Regions from separate parts of the Homo sapiens genome. Here region 1 is linked to region 2. The links are chromatin loops, found by intact Hi-C in ENCODE. Cell type or tissue: GM12878. All regions are shown on one strand. Each heading gives the region's core, and the rest is flanking DNA. Links, peaks and the distances in the headings are about the cores only. Region 1 overlaps WFDC1 (WAP four-disulfide core domain 1). Region 2 overlaps OSGIN1 (oxidative stress induced growth inhibitor 1).

The links. Hi-C counts contacts between places; a loop is a spot of excess contacts. Peaks named below come from ENCODE experiments on the same cell type or tissue, not always from the same donor. Only the 100,000 strongest peaks of a DNase experiment are listed, where the experiment ranks them.
Region 1: it touches region 2 in a loop (3-fold over the local background); 3 of 110 quality-filtered maps call a loop at or near these places.

The regions. Positions count from the first base shown.
Region 1 is chr16:84,298,570-84,315,376 of GRCh38, forward strand. It overlaps WFDC1 (WAP four-disulfide core domain 1), which reads left to right. Exons shown (of 7, transcript NM_021197.4): 2 at 14,392-14,584. Among named protein-coding and RNA genes, the nearest start is that of WFDC1, 12 kb to the left of the region's middle. RefSeq lists an enhancer at 7,983-9,182 and a silencer at 15,882-16,040. In GM12878, for the core only: a CTCF peak has its summit at 9,755 (motif pointing left); no DNase peak of the experiment used is centred there.
Region 2 is chr16:83,953,367-83,965,167 of GRCh38, forward strand. It overlaps OSGIN1 (oxidative stress induced growth inhibitor 1), which reads left to right. Exons shown (of 6, transcript NM_182981.3): 1 at 1-4; 2 at 4,274-4,372; 3 at 5,894-6,030; 4 at 7,203-7,394; 5 at 7,615-7,706; 6 at 11,696-11,801. The coding sequence starts at 4,306. Among named protein-coding and RNA genes, the nearest start is that of OSGIN1, 6.0 kb to the left of the region's middle. RefSeq lists a silencer at 149-198 and an enhancer at 687-1,456. In GM12878, for the core only: CTCF peaks have their summits at 834 and 3,560 (motif pointing right); a DNase peak (open chromatin) is centred at 3,615; H3K4me3 peaks cover 96 bases.

The DNA.
Region 1 (16,807 bases), core at 5,411-13,410, 350 kb after region 2:
AACCATGCTGGGAGTATTTACACCTTGGAAATTGGCCAGGGCTACATGAGGAGAGCTGGTGGTTCAGTCCTGACCAAGCGCAGGGCTGCCTGTAGCCTGCTCTAGTCTCTCAAAGCCTCGTCCCCCGGCAGAGTGAGTTTTGTGTAGCGGACTGGTCTCTTAGAGTGGGGCCGGTTAATGTCCTGAGTGCTGTTTATGCTTCTTGGTCTAAGCATGCAGAGACAGTGCCAGAGATGAGCACGCTTGCCTTCCATTCCCGTGGGAGGCCCTTAGGAGAAGCTTCTAATGAGAAGTGCCGGGTCTCCCGCCTTCTATCTCTAAGACCTTCAGGAGTTTCCTTCTCCTATCTGAGCCTCGGTTTCCTCATCTGCAGCACGGGACACAGTAGTGCCTGCTTTGCAGGGCTCAGTAAAAAGACCATAGAGCCCACAGTTCCCTGACTGGCACAGAACTGCATTCCCTACATGTGCACTACGGACAGATTTAAAAACCCATTCCAGGCCGGGCACAGTGGCTCACAGTGGCTCATGCCTGTAATCCCAGCACTTTGGGAGGCCAAGGCAGGCAGATCTCCTGAGGTCGGGAGTTCAAAACCAGCCTGACCAACATGGAGAAACCCCGTCTGTACTAAAAATACAAAAAAAATTAGCCGGGCATGGTGGCGCATGCCTGTAATCCCAGCTACTCGGGAGGCTGAGGTAGGAGAATTGCTTGAACCCTGGGAGGCGGAGGTTGCGGTGAGCCGAGATCGTGCCATTGGATTCCAGCCTGGGCAAGAAGAGCGCAACTCCATCTCAAAAAACAAAAAACAAAAAGCAAAAAAAAAAAACCAAAAACCCCATTCCAGAACCAAATATTTATGAGAATGAATAAAACAGAAGCAGAACGTTTGTAAATAGTCCAATAACCTTTCCATGGAGCTCAGTCGGTTCTGTGGACTTGGTGTTTTTGGTTTTTCTTTCCTGGCATTAGATGAAACTCCTGAGAACAATGATTTACTGAGCGCTTACACTGTGTCAGGGCAAGAGTTTGCCACGTATTCGCTCTTGGGAGCCTCTCGACAAATCCACCGGGTGGGGCCCATGGCAGCCACCATGCGGGCCTCGGTGCTATGCAGCCCCTGGCCTGGGCAGGCTGGCCCCTACTGTCAGTGTGACTGTGGGTCTGTTTTCCCCTCTAAGCACCCCTCCAGGGCAGCTGGAAATGGTGGTTCAGTTTGCACCCTGCCCAGAGATGCCTGTCCTGCTGAGGGGGGCTGGGAGGGGCTAGAGCAGCCAGGAGCTGGTGCCACTTTCTCTTTCAAATGCATCCTGCCAGACGGGGGGAGGGAGGGGAGCATTGCATTGTCTATCTGGAGGCACCCCCTGTGCTAATAGCAGTAGGGGACTGTAGGAGCCAGCAGTGGCCCACAACTTGCATTCCTCAGTTCCCCATCTCCTTTCCCCCATTATTTCTGTGAGCTCTTGAGAGCCTTCCAAACATCCTTTTATTTTTTGCTGAGATAGCAAGAGTGGGAGAAGCAGATGGCCTGGAGCTGTGCTTTCACCATTCCATGAGTTCTGACCTTCACCTTCATCTTTGTACCGTAAGCATCTGTGTCTGCTGGCCTGAAGGCTTTCTCTGGCTGCAGGAGCCTGCTCAGCCCACACACAGTCAGGCCAAGGTGCCGGGGAGGTAACACCTGTAGGAGCAAATGGAGCTGGAGCCCGATGGCCCAGCTGGCTTCTCAACTTTGGTGGGACACGAGTGAGGAGTGTTCCACACGGTTTCTCCAAGGTCCACTGGGTTTGAGCTCTAGTGCCCAGGCAGCCACCTGCTCATTAACACTCCCTGAAGGGCGCCTTCCCTTTCCTGCCCAGCTTCCCACTCCCCAGCTGGGGCTTCCTGGGATCCCCTCCCAAATGTACTCCCTGCACTCGAATCCTGTCGGATCCATGCTGTGGGTTGAACTGTGTCCCCCCAAAGATATATCCAACCCCTAACTTCTGATCCTTGTGAATGTGACCTTTTTTGGAAACAGGTTCATTACAGGTGTAATTAGTCAAAATAAGATGAAGTCATGCTGGAGGTGGGTGGTTCCTTAATATGAACCCCGTTCCTTATAAGAAAAGGAGAAGGGGCCAGGCATGGTGGCCCACGCCTGTAATTCCAGCACTTTGGGAGGCCGAGGTGGGCGGATCACCCGAGGTCAGGAGTTCGAGACCAGCCTGGCCAACATGCTGAAACCCTGTCTCTACTAAAAATACAAACATTAGTTGGGCATGGTGGTGCATGCCTGTAATCACAGCTACTCAGGAGGCTGAGGCAGTAGAATCACTTGAACCTGGGAGGCGAGGTGGACGTTGCAGTGAGCCAAGATCATGCCATTGCACTCCAGCCTGGGCGACAGAGTGAGACTTCATCTCAAAAAAAAAAAGGAAAAGGAGAAGAGACATAGAATCAGAGACACATGGAGAGAAGGCCATGCAAAGACAGAGGGTTGCAGAGGTCAGAGTGATGTATCTACAAGAGACACATGAGGGACCAGAGAACATGAGGGACTGCCAGCCACCACTGGAAGCTGGGAGAGACATTGAAAGGTTTTCTCCTTAGAGCCTCCACAAAGGAACCAACCCTGCCAGACACCTGGATCTCAGCCTTCTGGCTTCCAGAACTGTGAAAGAATCCACTTGTGTTGTTTTAAGCCCCCAGCGTGTGGCATTTTGTTGCAGCACCCTCGGACACGAATACAGTCTGCTCTGGGCATCAAGGGAGTCAGCTTCTGTTGGTTGCAACCGGCAACGAGACATTTCACAGATAAGGAAACTGAGGCCATTGCAGAGAATGACTTATCTGTGCTGTTTTGGCTGGGGACAAGTGGGGCTATCACTATATCCCCAGAGTCTGGGAGCTTTGTCTGCTCCTTGAACCAGGTGAGCTCACACCCTGCGGGACTTCATCATCAAGACTATGAAGATGCCTACGTCTTGGGGGTCAGCGGGTGCTCAGTAGGCTCCGGAAACCCCCAGCAGCACCCAGGAGGGGGTCTTCAAGGCTCATGGTTGAGAACCCCAGAAAAGCCCCGGAGCTGCCTGGGTGCTGGAGAGAGGGGATATGTCGTACTGATGTGAAGCAAACTTACTGTAGGCTTGGCCACACCCTGGTGTCTAGCCCAGAACCTGGCATGGAGGGGGGACTGGAAGGAATGAAAAGTCCATGAATAGCTGACTTTTGAGGGGGACCTTAGGCAAATCACTTTCTCCTCGCTGGGACTGAGATTCCTCATCTGAGGTCCCAGCCCTGAAATTCCAGGTGGAAATCAACGAGTAAAGAAGCATCCCAGGTCCCTGTGTGGTTATCACTCGGGAGAGGGAGACAGGAAAGCAGGACACCTCTGTGCCAGCACTCACCGCAGCCACAGGGCAGAGGCAGATGGATGCCCATGGGGTGAGCACATCGCACCTGTCCACTCAGGGGACTAGAACTCAGCCATAGAAAGGTACGGAGCCTGGACACACGCCATTGCACAGATGAACCTCGAAGACATGATGCTGAGTGCACAAAGGCCACGGGTGTGTGACACTGTTTGGATGCAACGTCCAGAAGAGGCAAATCCAGCGGGACGGGAAGGAGATTCTTGGTTGCCAGGGGCTGGGGGAGGGAGGAATAGGGGGCAGCTGTCTGATGAGAACAGAGGTTCTGCCTGGGGTGATGGAAAAGCCGCAGAAATAGATCATGGAGGTGGTTGCACACATCGTAAGTCTAATTAATGCCGCCAACTCGCACACTTAAGATGGCTGAAATGGAAAATTGCATGTTATATATATTTTACCACAATAATTTTTCTAAAAAGCAGCGAGAACCTGAGGCACCTCTCGGGAATTCTGCGATGGCACATAGAGTCCTTGTGAGTCCTCTGTGTCCCCAGCACCGAGAGGCAGCCTCTCAGCAAGTGTCCGCTCACGGTGCCCACTCCGGCTCGTGGGTCATCGTAGCTTCACGCCCATCTCCTCCGAGGCCTCTCCCTGAATGCCCCATTATGATTTCCCTTAAATGTTTACATAAGAGCCCAGCTCTTCCTTCTTAGCATTTAGCTCTGTTGTTGTTATTGGCATGATTTGTTTAGGTTTCTCTCTAACTGCTTTTGCAGATGACCACAAAAAGCAATTCGTTCGCCTTATCTGTGTGCTGTTGTGTGTGGTGTCTCTGACTTGTCCTGAAACAGCCACGTGAAGTCAGGGCCAACGTCTTCTGGTTCAACTCGGAACTCCCCATTTCCAGCCCAGCGCCCGAAACCCAGTGGGCCTGGGAATTATGAATTTACTGTTGAATGAATGAATCAATTATGTTAAAACCTTCCGGAACAGAATAGAAGGGATGGAAAGTTCTAGAGGACTCTCGGGTGCACTGACTGACAATGACATTGTTGGGAAGACTTGGTCGACTTTGCCGTCTCGTGAATTTCTTTCTTTCTTTTTTTTTTTTTTTTGGCCTCCCTCTGAGGAAGTCCCATTAACCTTGTGCCAAATTCTGTCCCCAGAGCCCAGTGTTAAGGGCCCCGGGCACCAGGAAATGGCATTCATCTACGCACGCTGAACTCTAAGCCCACTGTTCCGGGGAGCGACATATTTTTAGATGTTTGACGTCCAAATTCCAGAGGAAGAGCAAGTAATGCTTAGAGGAAAACTGGCTTTCTTCCTCCACCACGCAAACCAGTGCTGGGGTGCATTTTTATTGGTCTGGCCGCTAAGCTGCTGGAACTTTCCAAAGAAGGGTAAAAGCTCCTGCATGTGGAAGGAAGGGGGTGGTGAGCACTGAGGGAGGCATGTGGGTAGCTTTGGTGGCAGCTCTGGAGATTGGATTCTTTTTCCCTAAATGGAAGTGGTTTATAAATTCTTCTACTGATTATTAAAAGAATGATGTTTACTGTAAAAAAAAAAAAAAGTCAGGCAACACAGAAAGTTATAAATTAGTAGAAATGATCTGAATTCTTCCTCCAAGATGTAAACTCTGGTGACATTCTGGGGTGTCTGTCTAGATTGTTTCATGAAGCAGTTACACACAGCACACGTGTTTTCTCTTAGTGGTATTTTATTCGTACTGATTCAGATTTCTTTTATTGAAATGAAATTCACATGACAGACAATTCACCCTTTCAAAGGTACAATTCAGTGGTGTTTAGTATACTCAGAGTCATGCAACCGTCCTAACTGCCTAGTTTTGGAACGTTCCCATCAACCCTACAGGAAACCCTGCAGCCATTAGCCGTCAGTCCTCCTTCCCTCTTCCCGCAGCCTCTGGCAACTACCAATCCACTTTCTGTCTTTATGGATCTGCCTGTTGTAGACGTTTCATGGAAATGGAATCATCCAGTATGTGCTATTTGGTGTCTGGCTTATTCACACTGTTTTATATGTTGCATTTTCACTTAATAATCTGTGGGAAGTATGTTAACATGGTGGATCGACATCTTCCTTTCTAAGGCCTGCCTGGTGTTCTCTGTGCCTTCACTTATGTATCCAGCCTCTTTTGGTTGCACATCCAGCTTGTTTGCTTTAATTGAATCTGGACTTGGACTTGCTGAATTGGGGTTCCCACTGCTGCAGCCCAAAATGGGCATTTCCCCACCTGCTTCCTAGGGATATCAGTGGCAGAATGGCTTTGCAAATCTATTTTTGTTCATCTATATGAACAAAAGGTCATATAGTTTCACTCTTGTCACCCAGGCTGGATTGCAGTGGTGCCGTCTGGCTCACTGCAACTTCTGCCTGCGTGGTTCAAATGATTCTCCTGCCTCAGCCTCCTGAATAGCTGGGATTATAGGCACCCGCCACCACGCCTGGCTAGTTTTTGTATTTTTAGTAGAGACGGGTTTCACCATATTGGCCAGGCTGGTCTCGAACTCCTGACCTCAGGTGATCCACCTGCCTTGGCCTCCCAAAGTGCTGGGATTATAGGTGTGAGCCACCGCGCCCGGCCAGGAATCATTTTTATCCAGGTAAGGCATACAGAACCGGAGGGTTCTTGTCTAAGTTGTACCATGAATGTGTGCTCAGTGGCTACTTTGAAATAGACTTACTGTACAATCCCTGAGCAGGAATGAAAATAAAAGCTGGAAATCACGGGTTGCTCTGGGGTTTTCAGGAAGGTGTCGTCCGTCTGGGGTGAGTGTCCTCCTTTCTCAGGGATTTCATGTGGCATTATTTTGTTTTCATCTGAGAGGCAACATAAGCTGGGAGGGAAGGGCTGCAAAGAGGGGGCCAGGACAAATGTGTACCTGGGGGCCCCCATTTTGACTCCACCCTGAGCTGGGGCTGGGCCACAGGAGGGCAGAGGGAACACTTTGGGAGGGGGAGAGAGCCCCTGGACTGAAAGAATGGGAAGAAATTGACAGGCACCATTGGGAAGCAACTCCCAGTTCCAGGCTCCTGGGTCAGGAACGCCCATGGAGTAGGACAGACCCAGGTTCGAGTCCTGCCTCTGACTCTTCTCAGCTGCTTGCTCTTGGGCAAATGCTTTTAGTTTTTTTGTGCCTCAGTTTCCTCATCAGTAAAGTGGGTTTAGAATAGCAGCAGCCCCAGAGGGTGATACTGAAGATTCAGTATGTGAGGACCCAGCACAGCATTGGCACACAGTAAGAGCTTACTAAATGCTGCCTCCCTTGCCATAAGCATGAATCACACAGCCCAGGCTCTAAGCCTGGTGTCTGTGTATGGTGACTGTGTGCCTCCGTTTCCTCACCTATGCAATGGGGACAGCAGTGGTACCTACTGGGGAGGGCTGGAGGCGACTTCAGGTGGTCCTCCGAGGGCAGTGCTCTTGCACATGCTGGGTGGCTGTTTCCGCATGGCCCCTTCTCTTAGGAACTCTGCGAGTTGTTTGCCCTGGTCTTATCCAGAAATGATGAGGTTATATCCAATCCCACTTTTCACTGTTGCTGGTGGGTTTCTCGTACGTGTATCTGCAGCCTCAGCTGGACTGGAGCTCCTTAGGTTTCTTCTGCATCTGCTGAGCATCTAACCTAACGCTATGGAGATGGTGGGCGTTCACTAAATCATCTGGGAGTGAATTGAGGGAGGATACAGCGGAAATGAAGAAAGACTGGAAGATATGAAGAATGAAGTTACTATGGGACGAGAGGCTTCTGAGTCCATTGATTAAAAATAAAAGGAGCCAGGCGTGGTGGCTGACGCTTGTAATCCCAGCACTTTGGGAGGCTGAAGCAGGCAGATCACCTGAGCTCAGGAGTTCAAGACCATCCTGGGCAACAAGGCAAAACCCCATCTCTACTAAAAATACAAAATATTAGCCAGGCGTGGTGGCGGGCACCTGTAGTCCCAGCTACTTGGGAGGCTGAAGCATGAGAACTGGTTGAGTCTGGGAGGCGGAGGTTGCAGTGAGCTGAGATCGTGCCCTTGCACTCCAGCCTGGGTGACAGAGTGAGACCTTTTCTCAAAATAATAATAATAATAATAATAATAATAATAATAATAATAATAAAAGGAATAAAAATCAGGTGAACTATGGATTAGCATTGCCCGTGCTGAGCCGAGCACACGCAGGTGTGGTCTCTTTTGATCTTCACCACAGACATCGGCAGCAGGTATTACTTTTGTGTCCATTTTGCAGATGACGCTCAGATACGTTAGTGATTTTCCTGTATGATCGCACAGCCATGGGGTTCAAACCCAGACGCGTCAGACTCCTACACCTGAGCCCTTAATCCCTGTGCAAAGCAGCCTTTGATGTATAAGAGATCATGAGCTTCGGTCCCTTCCATCTTGGGATATGGCTCCTAAGTTCTTGCCCCAAAGGATGTGGAGGTTCAGCTGTGAAAAAGAGTTAGGAAGCGTTCCGAGTAGAAGGAACAGTGTGCGGAAGCCTCCAAGGCCAGGAGGAGCAGCGAATCCTCAGAAACTGAGGATGGCCGAGTCCAGCTTTACATTTTGAAAGCATCCTTCCTCATCTCTGGAGTGTGGGATATCAAGACCCACTCCCCTAATTCACATCCGCATTAAGTGAGCATAGGAGTGTGATGATGCTTGCCCATAGCACAGCCTTACACAAACAAAAGGGCTGCCCCCACACCTGTGCAGGACCCCTGCTCTGCAGAACCCACTGCACAGGGCCCATGTGCAGATCAGCGAGTTAATGCATGTTAAGCACTTAGAAGGGTGCCCAGCAAACTGCCAGGGTGTGTTGACCACCATCATCCTCATCTTCATCATCATCATCATCATCACAGCTTTTGTTCCACCCGAAGAATATTTACTGAGTACTTGCTATGTGCCAGGCACTGTTCTACGAGCCAGGGACACAGGTAAGAACAAAACCAAGTTCCTGTCCCTAGGAGGGAGAAAAACAGCAAACAAATGAGTTCATAATACACAGTCCACCCAAGGGTGATGAGGTGTGTGAAGCTCCACAAAGCAGGGAGAGGGGGAAGGGAAGGCTGTATGAGCAGATCCCAGGTAGGTGAGAGCCGGGCAGATATGGTGGGTGGGCGGGGAAAGAGCCAGTGCAAAGGCCCAGAGGTGGGACTGGGTGGCTGGAGAGAATGAGTAAGGAGGGGAGTGCTGGAAGAGAGGTCAGAGACGTGGAGGGGGTCAGGGGAGTCAATTCCAGTCCGACCTCTAGGCCAAGAACCTTGGCTGTTAACTCCTTTAACCCATGGGGCCAGGGATAAATTGGAGGGTAAGCTGTTCATGTCTCTGAGTAAAAGCTATTTCCCAGAACTCCAGAAAACGCCCTGTGTTTAGAACCCTCTTTGAGTGTCACCTTGCGTGACATGAAATATTTTTCAAAACATGTAATCCTTTAATCTGGGCCTCTCAGTGAAATCAGTGCTTTATCACTCACGACCATCTGTTGTTTCAGTCACGCAGTAAATAACTCGGGAGATGTGGCTTCTAAGGCGCTTATCTCTTTGTTCTCTCCAAATTCTGAGAAATGACATTTGAATTTTCCTCTGAGACGGCGGCACAGCTCAAATTGATCTCTGCGTACCCTCCCATCTGGGACTGCCATTAAGGAAGTCCCAGGACTGGGAGGCATTTGTGGTGGGTGAAAAGTGTTTTGCTTCTGATCACCAGGTTCCATTAAATTTCATAAATGAGGCTTCATCGAAAAATAAGCTGGGCGGAAAAATAAGCCGCCCCCTCCCGACGACGTACGGTGTATTCTTAACCACCCTCCGAAGGAGGCTGGGGCGCCTGTCATGTTAGATTAGGATTAAAAATTGCGGACCCCAACATGGGTCCAATGTAGTTAATTCTGCAGCAAGTGAACTGAGAGCTAATGGCGTGGGATTATGCACCTGCTGCGGCTGGAAAGTTATTGGTGGTGGTTACAGGGGTGAGGGAGATTGGGCGGAGAAAGGGGTGATAAAAGGTGATAAAAGGTCCACGCTCTGGTCTCCCCTCTGTCTTTGGGGAAAACCATTCACCTCCTTAAGGCCTCGTCTCCATATCCACCAAATGCCAGCTTAGTGGTCATTTTCACTTTTCGTGAATTTAACAGCCAATGTTTACAAGAGTAAAAAGAAGGGTTCTCTGGGTGAAGCAGGGATGGGGGCCAGGGGCCCCCCTCCCAGGCTTTCCTGCCGCACCACCCCCCGCTCCTGCTTGGCCATTCCTGCTCTCTGCCCCTCATGCCCTCAGTCTCAGGCCCTGAGGCTCCCTGGGGGCAGCTGAAAACCTCTGGCCTTGGTGATTCCACCAATTCCCAGGGGCACCCGGCCCGGACCTGTTCCCAGGGACCTGGTGCCCCCTGCAGGGCACTGGTGACACCGTGTGCAATTTGCAGCTACCCAGATAGGCACGCAGGAAGGACTGCGCTCGGTCCCAGCCAGGCAGGGACAGACACAGCCTCTGCTCTCAGTGTGGGGTGGCGAGGGCCTAAAAATGAAGAATCATACTAGAAACATCCCGACGAGTCTGGGGAAAGCTGCCCTCAGAAGGCTGTTTAAGCTGAGGACTAAAGGGTGATTTGGCCAATTGAAGCTGATGGGAGGCCTTCCAGGCAGAGGACCAGCACGTGCCAATGATGATCGGTGGCACTGTGCTAGATGCCAGCCTGAGTGTAGATGCCCGCCTGGGTGTACACTCCATCCTGAGTGTAGACACCAGCCTGGGTGTAGACGCCATCCTTGGTGTAGATGCCATCCTGAGTGTAGATGCCAGCCTGGGTGTAGACGCCATCCTGAGTGTAGATGCCAGCCTGGGTGTAGACGCCATGCTGAGTGTAGACGCCAGCCTGGGTGTAGATGCCATCCTCAGTGTAGATGCCAGCCTGGGTGTAGATGCCAGCCTGGGTGTAGACGCCAGCCTGGGCATAGATGCCATCCTGGGTGTAGACACCAGCCTGGGCATAGATGCCATCCTGGGTGTAGACACCATCCTGGGTGCAGACTCAGGATACCCCAGGAGGGAAGTTCTGTAGGGAGAAACTGATGCTTGCCCAAGGTCACACAGCAAGTGAGTGGCAGAGAGGATTTAAGCCCTAGAGCCGGGATTTGAACCAAGGCCGTTAGCTGTGGAGCCCGCTCTGGTTGCCCGTCTGCTCTGCCGGATGAGACAAGCTCAGCTGGAGGAAACGGTTTGAAGAGATGAATGTGCTTGGAGGGCGAGGGGAGGAGGGAGGGCAGTTTGCTGGCATGTAAGGACAAGGAGGGTCGGGGCGATGAGATGAGGCCAATGTATCCTATATCTAAGTTATTAAATCGAAAAAGTAACATGTACCTGGTTGGCGCAGGGCTCGGAGGTCGAGTGGGGAGCTGGGACTTTGTCCCGAGGGTGCTGGGAAGCCTCTGGGGCCTTGGAGCACAGAGGTGACCAAATCCACAGGTGCCTTTCATAAAGCCTCTTTGGGCTGCAGTTTGGAGAATGGATGGATTTGGAGGCATCGAGGCCAGGGACGAGGCCACTGTGGAGGCACTGATGGGGACTTGGGCCTGGGGTGGGGTTCATTTATAGAATGTGCCTGGCAGAGGGACAGATATCAAGTTTCCAGGGGCCGCCGTAACAAATGACCACAAACTGGGGTGGGAGGGGTGGTTAAGCCAACAGAAATGAATTGTCTCATGGTTCTGGGGCCAGAAGTTCAGCATCAGCTTCACTGGACTGAGATCAAGGGGTCAGCAGAGCCGCGCCCCCCCAACTCCAGAGGTTCCTTCCTTGCCAATCCCTGTTCCGGTGGCTGCTGGCAATCATGGTCACTCCTTGGTCTGTAGACGCCATCTCTGCCTCCCTCTTCACATGACTTTCTTGTGTGCATGTGTGTGTGCGTGCGTGTGTACATGTGTGTGTGGGGGGGGCGTGCTTGTGTGTGTGTGTGTGTGTGATCTCCCTCTGCTCCCCTCTTCTCAGACACTTGTGACTGGATTTAGGGCCCACTGGAAAATGCAGAATCATCTCCCCATGTCAAGATCCTTAACCTAATTGCGTCTGCAAAGACCCTTTTTCCTTTGCATTTAGGATTCCAGGGAGTAGGGCCTGGTGTCTTTGGGGACCTTTATTCAGCCAACTGTATGTGCAGGAGGAGACACAGGAGGCTCGAGGCCCTCCCTTGAAGGGGTCGCTCACTGGTTAAATGCGATGGCGGATTTCTATTAAGACACCGAGAAAGAGTGACAAGGGAGGGTGGGTGTGGGACATAGAAGCGGGGGTGGTGTGGCCCTAACCCTGGCCTGGGAGGGCTGGTGTCACCGAAGCACATCCCAGCCTTGAGCGCTGATTTGAGTCTCGGGGAATGGTCCCTCTGGAAGACCTGAAGGAACGGGCATTCGGCAGAGGATCAGCACGGGCAAAGGCCTGGAGGTGACGGCGCCCACACTGTCATCAAAGCAGCTTCAGTAGCTTTGTGAGGTTCTGTGAGTCAAGTCTAGATTAAGCCAGGACTTGGATGATGTGCCCTCGCTCTGCATGGAGACTGCCTTTAAATTGAAGAAGAATGTGTACATGGTAAAAAGACATTGAACCACTGCAGAAGGGTGTACAATAGAAAGAAATCTCTCTCAGCTTTACACCCTATTCTTCTCTCCAAAGGCACCTTTCCTAATGGTTTCTTGTGTGATCTTGTGTATCCTTCCAAAAACGTTCTCAGCCTATGCAAATAGATATATATATGTTACATCTGTGTGCATTTTTTTAAAAACACAGATGGGGCAGAGCCTACACGCTGTTCCGAACCGTGGTTTTCTTCATGAGCCGCCATATCCTGGCGATCTTTCATATGTGGCACATTGAGTCTTATTTCATTTTTTGCCAACACCTTAAAGGCAGGTTTTCATGGCTGTCTACTATTCCAATTTGCAGATATGCCCTATGTACTGGGCCAGCACAAGGGGGCCAGATTTTGAATATGTTGGGGGAGGACTTGTGGGGAGGTAAGTAGGTGAAGCATTTTAGATTAAAGGAACAGTTTAGGCAGAGGCCAGGAGGCAGCGCAAGCCAGGGTGGTTTTTTTCCAATTAATCTATCCTGTATCTAACTCTGTGTGTGTGTGCAAATGAGCACAAACTGCTCACCACGCACCCCATTTTCATAGAAGCAGAAGAGTGTTACTGGGCCTGGATGGAGTCTGGTGTCAGGGGACCCAGGGCAGTTTGCCTGGTGGCTTAAACTTTCTCGGTCTTACCTTTAAAATATTGATCTTATTGGTCACTCACCCATATTCCTATATGTTAAGTACAGTACTATATCTTTTTTTTTTTTGGAGATGGAGTCTCACTCTGTCACCCAGCCTGGAGTGCAATGGCTCGATCTTGGCTCACTGCAAGCTCCGACTCCCAGGTCCACACCATTCTCCTACAGGTGCTCGCCACCACGCCCGGCTAATTTTTTTTCTTTTTTTTGTATTTTTAGTAGAGACGGGGTTTCACCGTGTTAGCCAGGATGGTCTCGATCTCCTGACCTCATGATCCACCTACCTTGGCCTCCCAAAGTGCTGGGATTACAGGTGTGAGCCACTGCGCCTGGACTTTTTTTTTTTTTTTTTTTTTAACAGGGTCTCACTCTATTGCCCAGGCTGGAGGGGAGTAGTGCGATCACAGCTCACTGCAGCCTTGACCTCCTGGGATCAAACCATCCTCCCGCCTCAGCCTCCCAAGTACCTGGGACTACAGGAGAGAATGAGCATGCCTGACTGCTTTTTTTTTTTTTTTTTTTTTAGTGGAGAAGGGGTTTCGCTATGTTGGCCAGCCTGGTCTCAAAACTTCTGAGCTCAAGTGATTCACCCACCTTGACTTCTGGAAATGCTGGGATTATACGCTTGTGTGCCACAGCACCTGGCCCCTATATCTTATTTTTGAACTTTTTATTAAAACATAATACTTCGGGCCAGGCGCGGTGGCTCACACCTGTAATCCCAGCACTTTGGGAGGCTGAGGCAGGCGGATCACCTGAGGTAGGGAGGTCCAGACCAGCCTGGCCAACATGTAGAAACCCTGTCTCTACTAAAAATACAAAATTAGCCGGGTGTGGTGGCACATGCCTCTAATCCCAGCTACTCGGGAGGCTGAGGCAGGAGAATCGCTTGAACCCAGGAGGTGGAGGTTGTGGTGAGCTGAGATCGCGCCACTGCATTCCAGCCTGGGCAACAAGAGCGAAACTCCGTCTCAAAAACAAAACAAAACAAACAAACAAAAAATACTTCAAAGCGTATAAATCCTACGTGTTCAGCTCCATGAATTCCCACAAAATAAACACACCATGTAACCAGCCCCCAGACCAAGAAACAGAACAGAGCCAGTCCCAAGACCACGTGTTCCCAGCCAGTCACTGCCCACCAGATTCCTGACTTCTCATGCCAGACATCAGCTTGGCCTGTTTTTGAGCTGCAAATATAAGTGGAATCCCACTGTGGTGTTCTCTTTTGATCTGGCTTTTTTCCTTTCTTTATTTTCTGAGATGTAGCGATGTTGTTGCATGGATTTAATGATTCTGTGTATAATTTGTAAATTCTCAAAGCTCTATATAAACATGGATTCTAAGAAATCCACACATATGTACATATACATATGTACATATAGACATATGTGTGTACGTATATGTATACATGCAGACATATATGTATATACACATATATACCACATATATTATGTATTATGTATCATCTCTCTCTCACACCGGGTAGATACTTAAGTAATTGTCCTTCAGCAAACACACCAAGATTTGCTTATCCTTTTGCTCTGGGCTTTCAGTTATTTCGTGCCGACTGTTATAAAAAGATACATGGTATCTTCTGACCTTCTGAGCCGCCCTCCGAGGCTGGCTCTGCCTGCTTGCTGTTTCTCACAAGAGGAAACGCAGGCTCAGAGAGGCCCGGCGCACTGCCCACCCCCTTGCAAGCTCCGGGTGGCGCCGGGACTCGAACGCGCGCCCCAGAGCTGCTGACACCGCCCTCTCCCCGCAGGCCGAGGAGGCGGGCGCGCCCGGCGGCCCCCGGCAGCCCCGAGCAGACCGCTGCCCGCCGCCTCCGCGGACGCTGCCCCCCGGCGCCTGCCAGGCCGCGCGCTGTCAGGCGGACTCCGAGTGCCCGCGGCACCGGCGCTGCTGCTACAACGGATGCGCCTACGCCTGCCTAGAAGCTGTGCCGCCCCCGCCAGGTAGGTCCTGGGCCCGAGGGAGGGGGCTGAGGGAGGAGGACAGGTGAACAGAGCTGTCCCGGGGGAGGGGAAGAAAGGAGCTGGGCTTAAAGCTGGGCCACCTGGGCGGGTCTCGGGCGCCTCCACTGCGCACCTGTGAACTGGGACGGGCGCTCCTTGAGCAGGCGTGGCGCTGCTGTGCAGCTGCTGTGTGTCCCACTGCCCCTGGGGACTTGCGTTGTAGGAGATGCCCTTCCAGAGAAAATGCCACTTCCTATGAAAATGGGATGGGGGCAGGGACCCTAGATGCCTCCAGGGAGCCACAGTCCAGCAGACACCCATTCCCGGGAAAATGCCCGCTGATAGGATGCGGGTGCAGTGGGATTTCTCATTTAAAAGATCAAGATTCGAGGCTTTTCTTTAAAATACCGGACCATGTTCCCTGGGCTGCCACCAGCTGGAACCTCAGGTGCCCCTGGATGAGGAGGTGTCCTCTAGCTTCCCACTCACCCCATCAACCCACCAGGCCCGCCACACTTCTCATGCCTGGCCCTGGGGTATTTGAGGTGGAGACCAGGAGCTTAGCAATCCAGATGGGGCGTGCCCCAGAGAGGAGCGGGTGCGTGGCTTCAGATCCACCGGCCAGCTGTCACTTTCTTGAGTCTCCTCTCCTGTGAAATGGGTGGATCACCTGAGGTCAGGAGTTCAAGACCAGTCTGGGCAACATGCTGAAACCCCGTCTCTACTAAAAATACAAAAATTAGCCAGGCGTGGTGGCAGGAGCCTCAAATCCCAGCTACTTGGGAGACTGAGGCAGGAGAATCACTTGAACCCAGGAGGTGGAGCTTGCAGTGAGCCAAGGTTGTGCCATTGCACTCCAGCGTGGGTGACAAAGTGAGACTCTGTCTCAAAAAAAAAAAGAAAGAAAAAGAAAAGAAAAGACAACGTGCAGCTCACGGTGGACCTGCCACTCCAAAGTGCTCAGCACTGCGCGGGGCTGGGAGCAGATAATGAGATGTGTGTTGAATCACGATGCCAACCTCTCGGGGAGAAACAATGTTCAGGGATTCATCATTGGCAGGACGGAGTTTCAGATCCCTTTTGAAGAGAAGGTTTGGGAAGGGAAGGAGGTGACCCCGTCGGGGACAGTAAGTGGGGAGTAGGGTAGACAAGTAGCTATTTCCTGGGGAAAATGTGCCCTTGGGTGGGGAAAATGTGCCCCTAAGCGGGTAGGATTTGCGGCAAGGAAGTCTTCTCCACCCTCGGCTCTGCTCAGGGTGATAACAACAGCTGTTTGGACTGTACCTTCCACGAGAGGCTGTGGGTTCCCATGGGCCTTAATTAGGGAAGGCGGCTCGAGAAGGTGGCCCAGCCCCTCCTCCCAAGGCTGAGAGGAGAGTCAGAGATGGCAAGGATGACCTCACTTTGTTTTCTTTGGGGTGAGGTCACAGCGATGACAGGGGACTCAGCACACTTAATCATGCTCATAATTACAGTCTTATAATGCTCATCAAGACAGACAGGGACTATTTCAGTACTGCCTCTGGGCAGGAACTGGCCGCTGCTCCAGGCCAGGCAGCCTCCTACTCAGCCTTCATAAGAAAACCTAAATGTTGCCCCTCATGGTGGACAAGCACATAAAGGCACTCCCCTCTGGGTGGACTTATCAAAAATGGTGCCCCTTCCTCTGGAATGTGACCTGACATAGGGATTCTAGCCTTGCCTCCTGCCTATAGCAGGTGCTTTTGAGCAGTGCACAGATGATACAACTGTACATGGCATTCCCAATAGCCTTTTCATACATCATCTCGTTTCACGCTCACACAGCTTGATGAGATGACTGTTATCAGCCCTGTGTCACAACTGAAGCTCAGAGAAGCTGAATCATTTGCCCAAGGTCACACAGCAGGCAGACCTGCAGTTTCCATCCAGTTGTCTGACTGTAGAGAAGTGTTCATTGCCTTAGGCCGTGAGTGTGGGAATGTGGAGCCCCTGCCCTGGCACCTGTACCCACGTGTGGGGTCCTTCATTGCCAGGAATATCCTCCCCCAGACATCCCATGGCTCACTTCCTTGCCTCCTTTAGACCTATTTCCAAAGGCCACTTTTCAGGAAAGATTTCCCTCTCTCAATGACAGCCCCTCCTTGGCCATTTTTAAACCCTCCATCCCTGTTTAATTTTTCTCTGTAGCGTAATCTGGAAGACTGTGTTTTACTTGTTTGTTCATTGACTGTTCTCTCCCCA
Region 2 (11,801 bases), core at 1-8,000:
TCAGGTGAGTGTCCGGGGCCAGGTTCCGGGGCAGGGAATCAGGCACATCCCAGGCACCCGTGGCAAGCCCAGCTGGACCGGAGGGTCTGCAGAGCCCTGGCGCCAGGCGGGGGTCCCGGGTGGTCCTGAGTGGAGGCCCTCGCCTGGGTTCTCTGGAGCCCGGCAGGATTCTCCCCTACACCAGGTTCCTCCCAGATCCTCAGCTGTGTCCCTGTCCAGGTGCCTGGTACCCTCAGCCAAGCAGCTGAAGCGGCCACAGTCCCAGCGTACCCTGGGCCATGTGACCGCCGCTCCTAGCAGGAAAGAGGGGTGTGGCCAGCCCGGGCTTACTGCCCAGCTGTTCCAAGGCCACTGGGTCGGCAGCCAGGCTGGGTGCCTTCTGGGTTTCTGCTTCTCCTGCTCAGGAGGGACAGAGCCCTTGGGTGCCCATGAACAGCCCCCATCCCTGGAGGTCCCAGCGACTTAGCTTCTCTCAGGAGGCTCAAGAGTGCGGCGGGTTGGGAGGGCGGCCCCTGGGAGGCTGGGGAGCTGCAGGAGACCCTGGGCTCCAGGTGTGCGGCACTGGGGCGAGGGCTCGTCTGTGATAAATGGCAAGTGCCGCTTGCGTGGACAGACCACCCCCTCACACTTTAGCGCCCCCAGGGCTTCGTGTCACTTTCTTGGTCTCCCTGTAATCAGCTGTTTTACTGGAGGGGACTTGGCAGAACTAAGATTTGTCACATGGCCGTGGTCTTGGACCCTCCTAGGTGACCTGGGGCAAGACGCCCACTCCTCCTGACCAGCTTTTCTTCCTCTGCACAATGGGGATAAGAACACCCACCTCCTGGGGTGTCTTCAAAGGCAAAGGAGTAAATGGCCACTAGAGGTGCCAAAGAAACGCAGACATACAGGTGTCCCAGAGTCTCAGAGCAGTTTGCAGCTTTAACAACCTCAGAAGTACAAATGCCGCACACTTGAAAGAAACGTCAGTCGAAGGTGCAACTGTTTTCATTTCTTTTATCCTGTTTGCCTTTGTGAAATTTGAAACATCAATTTTTAATGTTAACTTCTTTCCATCAACATCTGCCATCTTCAATTAAAGGGACTTAAAAAGATAACATTAAAAATTGATTCTTCCAACTCCGTAAAACTAAAAAGCACAAAAGGAATTGAAATGAAACTTTTGAACTCTCTTTTGTAAGTTGGCAGCATATTTGTCCGAGGTTATGAGTGACAGCGTCAAGCTGCTTCGGACTTTGGGGCGTCCTGTGTCACTCTGAACGGGAAGTGACTTCTCAGGTCCAGCCCCTGGGTGGTGACCTCATGTATGTGGCATCCAGAAGCTTCTGTTCAAGAGCCTGAGGACAGTCCCAGGAGGGAGCCCTGGACTTGGAGCCCCAAAGCCCTGGTGGTAAACCAGTGTCCTCTGCTGCCTGCAAAGGGTGGGAAGGGGCAGCCAGTTCTGATTCCTCATTGGCCAGCAGGGGCTCCTGCAAATGCCCTTCTTGGGGTGGTGGGAAAATCTGAAAGAACAAAGGAGGGGCAGGGCATGGCCCAGGGTGGGCGCACTGGGGCAGATGGAGCAGGTTGGCTCACTCGTTTGGTGAAGGGGCTGGGGTGCCTGGGGGTGTCAGCCCACGGGGATCAAATATCAGTTCCATCGCCCACCGGCTCTGTAGCCTCAGGGCACGGCTTCACCTCTCCTAGCCTTAGTCTCCTCATCTGCAAAGTGGGTTGCTAGGAGGATCAAAGGAGGTGATGCGGGGAAGCCCTTTACCAGGAGGTCCCATGCTCCCCAGTGGCTGCTGTTCCCGGGGACCATGATGAGGACTGAGGGGCCCAGAGCCATTCGAGGGTATCAGGAGCAAGCCAGAGAAAGCACTCTGAGACCCGTAGTCCTGTTCTCCAAGGCCTCTGGGTATACTCAGCACCCAGAGTCAATGAGAAATGATCCCTTCCCAGCCAGAACACCAGGTCCTCAGCTGTCCCTCTGCCTCCCCGCCTGCCACTAGCGCTGCGACAGAGAAGTGGGGGACCCTGGAACGGACACTGCACGTTCCACCCGGCAGAGGGGTCTCAGCAGGACCTCTCACAGCACTTGGGGCACAGAGAAGGCTCTGGAGCAGGGCGGCCTGGGCTCTGATCCAGCCCAGCCTGCAAGAGCTGGTTCAACCACCTTGCAAACTATAAAGGGCGGTGAGAAACGCTCTGGCCCTCAGAGTACTTACAACAACCCGATTAAATAAGGATTCAATTTGTTAACGTGTATTAAGTGTTGAGATCATGCCTGGCACCCAGCCCACTCCACAGAAGTATGGAAATGTCAGCCACATGCTGTCTTTGTTGTTCTTGTAACTACTACTACTATTATAATTGGTGGCAGCGTCCCCCTGAAATCTCCCCCTCAAGGCAGGCAGCCTGGGGTCTTGTAGGGAGCTGAGCATGAAGAGGCCATGTGGTCCCTGGTGACTGCAGCGTGTCACCTTCCTTCTCTCTGGAAAGGGAGGAGGAGGTCTTCGGTGCTGGGCACACGAGCTTGCCTAGACAGGACACGGAGGCTGTCCCTGGCCCCCACGCCAGTGGAGGCAAGAAAGGCTATGCTCAAGGGAGCAGAGAGCACCGACACAGGGGTCCCTGACAGACCCCTTCCCCGCTAGGCACATCCTCACCCTCGGAGCCTCCTTCTCCTCACCTGCAAGACAGAGGTGACAGGGCTCACCTCTCAAGGCTGCTGAGCGGGCTGGACGCTACTGCTTAGATGCAACCTCCTTGCAAACTGTAGAGTGCTCTGAGAAGGTCAGTTGTTGTCACTGTGGGGGCGACACATAGGTCCTCTCAGTGGCCCATCTGTGTGGCAGTTTCTCATCCCTCTCCTCGGGACCTGCCTGGAGGTGGACGAAGGTGTTTCTGTCACCCTGCACACATCAGAGGCCACACACTGGTCTCAGCTGTGTTTGGTTGGCCTTTTAAGCATCTTCCAAAACTCTGCGTTCATTCATTGCCCACTTCTTCAACTCAGATCATTCACATAGAAATCCAGATTCCCACTTTCTCTGGAAGAATTCTGGAGGCAGGTGGCCCTGGGCCCCCACCCCTGGCCACTCTGGGTGGTCCAAGCCCTGTGCCCGCCCACTTGAGTGTGACACCTGGATGGGCCCTGGATCTCGAGGGACAGGCCGAGTGGTGTGGGTGGTGGCACTGGCAGGGTCTTGGCACCAGTGAGCCCTGGGTTTCAAAGCCAGCTGTGTGACACTGAGAAGTTTGTGCGACCTCTCTGAGCCCCGTTTACACATCTGTGAAATGGGACATTAATATGGCCAGGGCTGCACAGGGTCAGCGTGAGGCGGATATGAGAAAAAGCATGTCAAATACCCGGTACACAGTAAGTGCCAAATGCTCATCATCCCTGTGCCCACAAGGGTGTTGCCTTGTGGTCCTCAGGATGGCAGCATGTGGCCCTCGGGTGAGGCTGGTGTCCGCTGCTAGCTGGTGTGGGGAAGAAGGTAGGTCTGATGCTCCTCTGGGAACCGGCAGCTCTAGGACCAGCACTTGGGTCCCTTTGAGCGATTTGGGCCTGCGGCCAGCAGAGGGCGCGGCTGCCCCAGAGATGGCAGGTTCACCAGCACGTCCCCAAACCTGGCCACTGCTTCCATTTCCCCAAGTCCATCCCAGCTCCTGGGGCAGGCCACAGCGCTGGCCCATTCCCTGTGGCAGATTCACTCCAGGCAGGTGCTTCCCGTCTGTGATCCTACTGTGTCCCTCAACCACCCTAGGAGGTAGGGACTCATTGCTTCCATTTTACAGATGAGGAAACTGAGACCCAGAGAGGCCCGGGAATGGGATAGGAAGCAACGTGCCAGGGCTGGATGACGAGTCCACCAGGCCACACTGGGACTCGAGGACTGTGGCCCACAGAAGGGTCTGGCAGGGCTGGTTCCTGGGTTGGGCAGGAATGGCCTCTCGGGAAGACAGATAATGAGTTTCGGGGACTGTTACTGCCCCAGTGAGATGGGAGAGTAGAGTGAGGCTCGGAGGGACAGTGGCTGCCTGGGGCAACCAGGCCCGAGGAGGGGAGGGCACATTCTGCATGACTGGGGAGGGGTGGGGCAAACAGCCTGTTTGGAGCAGAGGCTGTGTGAGAGCAAGAAGGGAGTCCCGTCAGATATGTCTCATGGGGACCCCGGACCAGACCCTGAGGGCCACAGGAGGCCACCCTAGCTGGGAGGTGAAGTGGCTGTGTGGACACCCAGGCCTCACCCGAATGGACTCTTCCTTCCCCTCTCCCCCACTCCAGGTCCGCTGCCAGCCCCAAGCCCCCCACCAGCCATGAGCTCCTCCAGAAAGGACCACCTCGGCGCCAGCAGCTCAGAGCCCCTCCCGGTCATCATTGTGGGTGAGTGTCAGGCCCCAGCCAGGGAGGGGCTCCGCTGAGCCTTCCGGGTACCCCCCAGGTCTGAGGGCAGGAGCTGGGCAAGTCCAGGCCTGGTGTCTTTTTTCGTTTTTGGGGTTTATTTTTTATTTATTTATTTATTTATTTATTTATTTATTTGAGACAAAGTCTCACTCTGTCGCCCAGGCTGGAGTGCAGTAGTGCAATCTTGGTTCACTGCAACCTCTCCCTCCCGGGCTCAAGCGATTCTCCTGCTTCAGCCTACCAAGTAGCTGGGATTACAGGTGCATGCCACCATGCCCAGCTAACTTTTGTATTTTTAGTAGAGATGGGGTTTCGCCATGTCGGCCAGGCTGGTCTCGAACTCCTGACCTCAAGTGATCTGCCTGCCTCAGCCTCCCAAAGTGCTGGGATTATAGGTGTGAACCACCATGCCTGGCCCAGGCCTGGCCTCTTTACAGTGGTCTTTAAATTAAGCCATTGAGCGTTTACTATGTGGCCAGTGCTAGGCTTAGCAGTTTATAAGCTATCATTCCCTTTCACACTTCCGAGAACCCAGGGGTCTAGAACACACCCATCAGCTGGAGGCGACCCGGCGTGGCGCAGGGAGGCCTGGTCCTGAGCCCACACTGATCCCATGACTACCCTGTGCCCAGCACTGTGCTAGGTGCCCACATGAGAGGACACACAGTAGCGGCTTATGATTCCTGTCCTCTGTCTGCACAAATGGGGACAGATGACCCCCCAGTATGCAGGCGTCCGATTAAGCCACGTGAGATGGTCATTTCTGTAAGGCAAAAGCAGATGGGTGCCTGTGATTTCATATGGTTCTTCCTGGTATCCTGCATATGAGTAATATTCCGAATCAGACGAGATAAGAAGAGGGGAAAGGACAGATAAAAAGAGAAGCGCTATCACAGGGCTGTGCCTGGTGAATCGCCCAGGAAGCGCCACAGATGGCAGCGCAGTTCTTCAGACGTGCAAGCAGCAGACCCAACAGGCGGCTCAGCACCCCTGAGCGCCCACAAGCACCCACCACTCAAGTTCGCCCCCAGGCCACGTAGCAATCTGTGCTACATTCACTCATCCATCTGACCTAGTTCTTAGCAATCTCAGAATCTCAGTCGCGTCGTCAGATATTCCCTCTGTCTGGGTTTTAATCCCGGCTCGTCTACCTTCCGGCCGTGTGACCACAGGCAAGTAACTTAACCTCTCTGTGCCCATTTCCTCAAGTATAAAAGGAGGAAAAGAGTGGCACTTACCTCGCTAAAGCTGTTGTGAGGCTGTTGTGAAAGCTCTCAGTACAATTCCTGGCACAGAGTAAGCTCTCAGCAGTTGTTCATTCCTTCTTTTTAAAAGTATTATTAGGCACAGTGTCTGGCACAGGCTAAGGGCTTAATAAATATTTATTTTTATGAATGAAGGATAAATGAATGAATGCGCCGCATCTAGATCAAAGCCCTCCACAGTAGTGTCCCCCACCTGAAAAGGCCACCCCCTTTAACCTCCACCCTCTCTCCCCAGGTAACGGCCCCTCTGGTATCTGCCTGTCCTACCTGCTCTCCGGCTACACACCCTACACGAAGCCAGATGCCATCCACCCACACCCCCTGCTGCAGAGGAAGCTCACCGAGGCCCCGGGGGTCTCCATCCTGGACCAGGTGGGTCAGCCTGGGGCCAGAGCTCTGGGTAGTACATACCCGCCCTTGGAAAACTACCGCCGCTTTCCCAGGGAAAAACAAAAGTGTGTGTTTGCTGGAAACAAGACTAAACAAAGAATTCGAGAGTCCACAAAGTCAGCCACGGAGATCGTGAAAGAGAAATCAGAGACCCACAAATGCCACACGATCTAGGGCTCACTATGCCCTAGGCCGGTTGTTCTCAAGGAGGGGATGATTTTTCTCCTCGGGGGGCACCTGGCAATGTCTGGAGACAATTTGGGTTGTCATGGCAGGGTGACGGTACTACCAAATCTAGCAGGGTGGAGGCCAGGGATGCTGGCAAACATCCAGCACTGCACAGGACAACGAGGGTGGTGAGACTGAAATATGTGTGGTGGAGCTTCTCAACCTTGGCCCCACTGACATTTGGATGACTTTGTTCTGGCTACAAAGAATGATCTGGCTCAAATGTCAGTGCGGCCAAGGTTGAGAAACTCCACCACAGATATTTCAGTCCCACTACCTCCTGCCCACAAGGGTTTGCAAATCCTCCCTCCGTACCCCTTGTCTTCCACTGTGCTCCTCCACGACCTCCCCTTGTCGACCTCCCTCGTCAGGCAGTGTACATCCTCCTGTTCCCTTCCCGCCCCTGAGTTGGAGATGAGGAAATAGGTCTTGACCATTTGATCTAGATCAGCATTTTTCAAAGTGCTCTCTATAGAATACTAGTTCCTCAGTATAATATAGAGAGAAAAATGTCCCCACTCCAGTAAAACAGGGACACACTGGGTTTGGCAAAATTAAACAGGTAAATGATGGCTGCAGGACTTGTCAGAGCCTTTAATATGCCCGTCTGTGTTATCTGCTGTTAAGAGGCAGCACCTCCCAAGCTGATCTGACCACACTGATATTAGGGTAGGGATGTAGGACCAGGCAATCGCTCCAGTCTCACCCAAGCTTGCGCATTTGGTCTGTACTCTGGGGCCCTTGGCCTCCTAGAAAGACCTCAAAACGAGAGCTTCAAACTACCCCCAGGGTGCGCATCTCTCTGAGACCCTCCAGTGCCAGGGAAATGGCCCGGCCCCAGTCCCCACGTTCCTGCCCAGCCTCAGGCTCTGGGAAGACGACCCCGCCCTCCTCCAGCAGCCCCTCTGACCTATGCCCCCCTCCAGGACCTGGACTACCTGTCCGAAGGCCTCGAAGGCCGATCCCAAAGCCCCGTGGCCCTGCTCTTTGATGCCCTTCTACGCCCAGACACAGACTTTGGGGGAAACATGAAGTCGGTCCTCACCTGGAAGCACCGGAAGGAGCACGCCATCCCCCACGTGGTTCTGGGCCGGAACCTCCCCGGGGGAGCCTGGCACGTGAGTGGGGCAGCGAGGGCATGGCTTGTGGGGGGCTCTCTCCCTCGTTCTCCCCACTTGGGGCTGGGACTCTGGCATCTCCCTTTCCTCATTCTCCACCCCGCAACCCTGCCTCTCCCTCCTCCCTCTACCCAGCCCCAGCAAAGGCCTCCCATGCCCTCTAGCCCCAAATGGGTTCAGGCGAGCAGAGGCCTGGACCAAAGGGTTCCTTTCCCTGCAGTCCATCGAAGGCTCCATGGTGATCCTGAGCCAAGGCCAGTGGATGGGGCTCCCGGACCTGGAGGTCAAGGACTGGATGCAGAAGAAGCGAAGGTGAGGCCGCCCCGGAACGCCTTGGGGGACACGGAAGGTTGGGCCTGTGAACCCAGAAAATCTGAGACAGGTCTCAGTTAATTTAGAAAGTTTATTTTTCCAAGGTTGAGGACGCGCCCGTGACAGCCTCAGGAAGTCCTAATGACATGTGCCCAAGGTGATCCGGCACAGCTTGGTTTTATACATTTTAGGGAGACATGAGACATCAATCAATATTTGTAAGAAGTACATTGGTTCGGTCTGGAAAGCTGGGCCAGCTTGAAGCAAAGGCAGGAAGTGGGGAGGGGGCTTCCAGGTCGCAGGTAGGTGAGAGATAAACAGTTGCATTCTTTTGAGGTTCTGATGAGCCTCTCCAAATGAGGCGATCAGATACGCATCTATCTCAGGGAGCAGAGGGGTGACTTGGAATGGAATGGGAGGCAGGGTGGCCCTCAGCAGTTCTCAGCTTGACTTTTCCCTTTAGCTTAGTGATTTGGGGGATTTCACAGGCCCCCCACAGTGAGCCCGTGAGCCAGAGGTACAGGGGCTTCAGAGTGCATCTGGTCTGTCTTCCTCTTCTTCCAGAGGGGGAAACTGAGGCTCAGATAGGGAAAGGACTTGTCCACCCCACATGAGTGGGGGTGAGCAGCAGAGCTGGGCTCACCCGAGGACCCCCTGTCCCGTGCAAGCAGCAGACCGCCCTGTCACATGGCCCCCAACTGGGCCTCCCCATAGTGCCCCAGCCTCTAAGGAGGGGGTAACACCTGGCCCCTGAGCCCCACGCCCTGCCCCGTGCCTCTGGCACAGGTCCCCCAGTCCTTGTGGTCTCCCTTCAGCCCTTTCCTCTATTCTGAGCCTGGCCTAGAACAATCTTTCTGGGTCAGCTAATAGGGTGACTTTCTTTTTTCTTTTCTTTTTTTTTTTTTTAATGCTTTTGCTACAGGTGAGTTTCATCCTTAACCATGAGCCCCCAAGTTGGGTAAATTAACTCACCTAAGGTCATGCAGGTTATTGGAAATGCAGAAGGAAAACAGCTCACCCCAAACCCACACTTCTCCACGCCCTTTCACTCCTGGGGTATTTTTTCCCCATCTGGCTTCCTGCCCCATCATGGCCACCCTAGAGAAAAGGTTTGTGAACCCTGAATATTTGAGATGGGTCTCAGTTAATTTAGGAAGTTTTGTTTGTTTATTTGTTGTTTGTTTTTAATGAAGTCTCCCTCTGTCGCCCAGGCTGGAGTGCAGTGGCGCGATCTCAGCTCACTGCAAGCTCCGCCTCCCAGGTTCAAGCCATTCTCCTGCCCCAGCCTCCCGAGTAGCTGGGACTACAGGTGCCCACCACCACACCCGGCTAATTATTTTTTGTATTTTTAGTAGAGACGGGGTTTCACCGTGTTAGCCAGGATGGTCTCGATCTCCTGATCTCGTGATCCGCCCACCTCGGCCTCCCAAAGTGCTGGGATTACAGGCGTGAGCCACCACGCCAGGCTAATTTAGGAAGTTTAATTGCCAAGGTTGAAGACGCACAACCATGACACAGCCTCAGGAGGTCCTGATAACATGTACACATGGTGGTCGGGGCACAGCCTGGCTGTATACGTTAGGGAGACTTGAGACATCAATCACTATATGTAAGATGGACATTGGTTCCGTCCAGAGGCGGGACAACTCCAGCAGGGAGGGGTGTTTCCAGGTCTCAGACAGGTGAGAGACAAACGGTTGCATTCTTTCGAGTTTCTTATAAGCCTTTCCAAAGGAGGCAATCAGGTGTGCATTTATCTCAGTGGGCAGAGGGAAGACTTTGAGTAGGACGGGAGGCAGCTTTGCCCTAGGCAGTTCCCTGCTTGACTTTTCCTTTAACTTAGTGATTTGGGGGCCCCAAGATTGATTTGCCTCTCACAGTTTCAATCACTGAATAAAGGAGTTCTAGTCCCTGCTCCTCCTGGGGTGCATCCACTCAATGAGAAGCTGCCCCAGCGCAGATACCTGGGTGCAGTCTGCCTCTCGGGAAGCCCTGCTTCCTCCGCCCCCAGGGCTGTGACCAGGCCTGTGTCCCCAACGGCAGGCACTCCAGGCGTCCCCCTCCAGGCCTCACTATCTCTTTGATGCGAAGACTCTTCTGCATGTTTGGCAGGAAGACTTCCAGGTTTGTGTAGCTACATGTTAGTAGGCAGCCAGAAACTTACATTTCGCTTGTAAGCACAGCCTTTTATAGGCTCATTTTGCATTTTCACATTGTATCCCAAGCGTTTCATGTGGTGAAGTCACAGCGTTCAAAACCATCCTTTTACATGGCCTCACAATATTCCCAAAGGCGAGTGAGCATCCCCAGTCCAGCAAATCTTCACCGAATGCTTATTATGTGCCAGGCCTTGGGCTTAGACGTCAGAGCACAAAACCACCGCAGACACACCCCCTGCCTCATGGCACTGCCAAGGTTACCCAGCCCCTGCCAGCCCTGGAGCATTCATTCTTTCCATTGTGTCATTATTATAAATAACTCTGCACAGAACATGCTCTTGGGACCGTTCTGTGTCACAATCTTTACAAAAACTGAGAAAAGAATGACTGCCCACAGAGATAAATTCCAGGGTCGCAGACGGGCTGCGCTGGGTTGACTGGCACGGCCTTGGGGGTCCATTGTCAGCTCCTGCTACATGTAGCCGGACGGCAGGTGGCACAGGATTCTCCCGTATGGGAGTTCATCTTGAACCATGAGCCCACAAGCTGGGTAGATTAACTCATCTAAGGTCACACAGTGAGATACAGGAAGGTGCTAGAATGATGCAAAGCCTGTCATTCAACCGCCACAAGAATGGGCCTGCAGTCACTGCCCCTGGAAAGAGTGACAATCCAAACAACAACAACAATAATAGAATACCTCCTGCTGCTGCGTGGGCTGGGAACGATGGTGAGTGCGTCACATGGGAGTCTTTAAATCAACTTTAAATCAACTTTTTGACTACATATAGGCTGGGTGCGGTGGCGCAAGCCTGTAATCCCAGCACTTTGGGAGGCCGAGGCTGGTGGATCACTTGAGGTCAAGAGTTCGAAACCATCCTGGCCAACATGGCAAAACCCCATCTCTAATAAAAATACAAAAATTAGCCAGGTATGGCGCTGCATGCCTGTAGTTCCAGCTGCTCAGGAGGCCGAGGTATGAGAATCACCTGAGCCCGGGAGGCAGGGGCTGCAGCGAGCTGAGATCACACCACGGCACTCCAGCCTGGGCAGCAGAGTGAGACTCTGTCTCAAAAAATTAAAATAAAATAAAATAAAATAAAATAAAATAATAAATTGGCTACATATAGAAAAGTACGTAACTCCTGTGAGTACAGGTTGATGAAATTTCTCAAGGTAAGCACAGAGAATGAAGAAGCAGGCCCCCTCCCAGAAGCCCCCATGCCCTTTCTGATCAGGATCCCATTCCCCATCCCCGGAGGTAACCCCTCTCTTGACATCCAGCTCCATAGATGAGTTCTGCCTGTTTCTGAACTCTGTAAAAATGGAATCATACCATATTTAATCATTTGAGGTGACAATCATGGTGGCCTATCCTTACATGGCACTTACTTCCAGTCAGGTTCCATCCTAAGCACTTTGTGTTTGTCAGCTCACCAAATCCTCCCCACGACCTCACGAAATAGGTCCTGCCACCAACATCTTCCTCATTTTGCAAACTGGGGAAACAGACACAGCTCCCTGATGGCAGAGTCAGGATTCGAGCCCAGGCAGCGGGGCTCTGGAGGCTGCCCTCTGAACCCCACCCTACACCACCCTAGAGCATCCTACACCACCCTACACCACCTCTCCTGAGGGAGGCACCCTTGTTAGCTCCATTTTACAGAAGAGGAGACTGAGGCTTAGAGAGGTTGAATTACCTGGCCTAGTCCTACAGCTACAGCCTAGTCCAGCTCCAGGGCCTGACACTGCCCTGGACATCTCCCGTCCCACCCAGCCCCCCAACCCCTAACAGTGTCTGACTCTGGCGTCCTGCATCCTCCCCAACAGAGGTCTTCGCAACAGCCGGGCCACTGCCGGGGACATCGCCCACTACTACAGGGACTACGTGGTCAAGAAGGGTCTGGGGCATAACTTTGTGTCCGGTGCTGTAGTC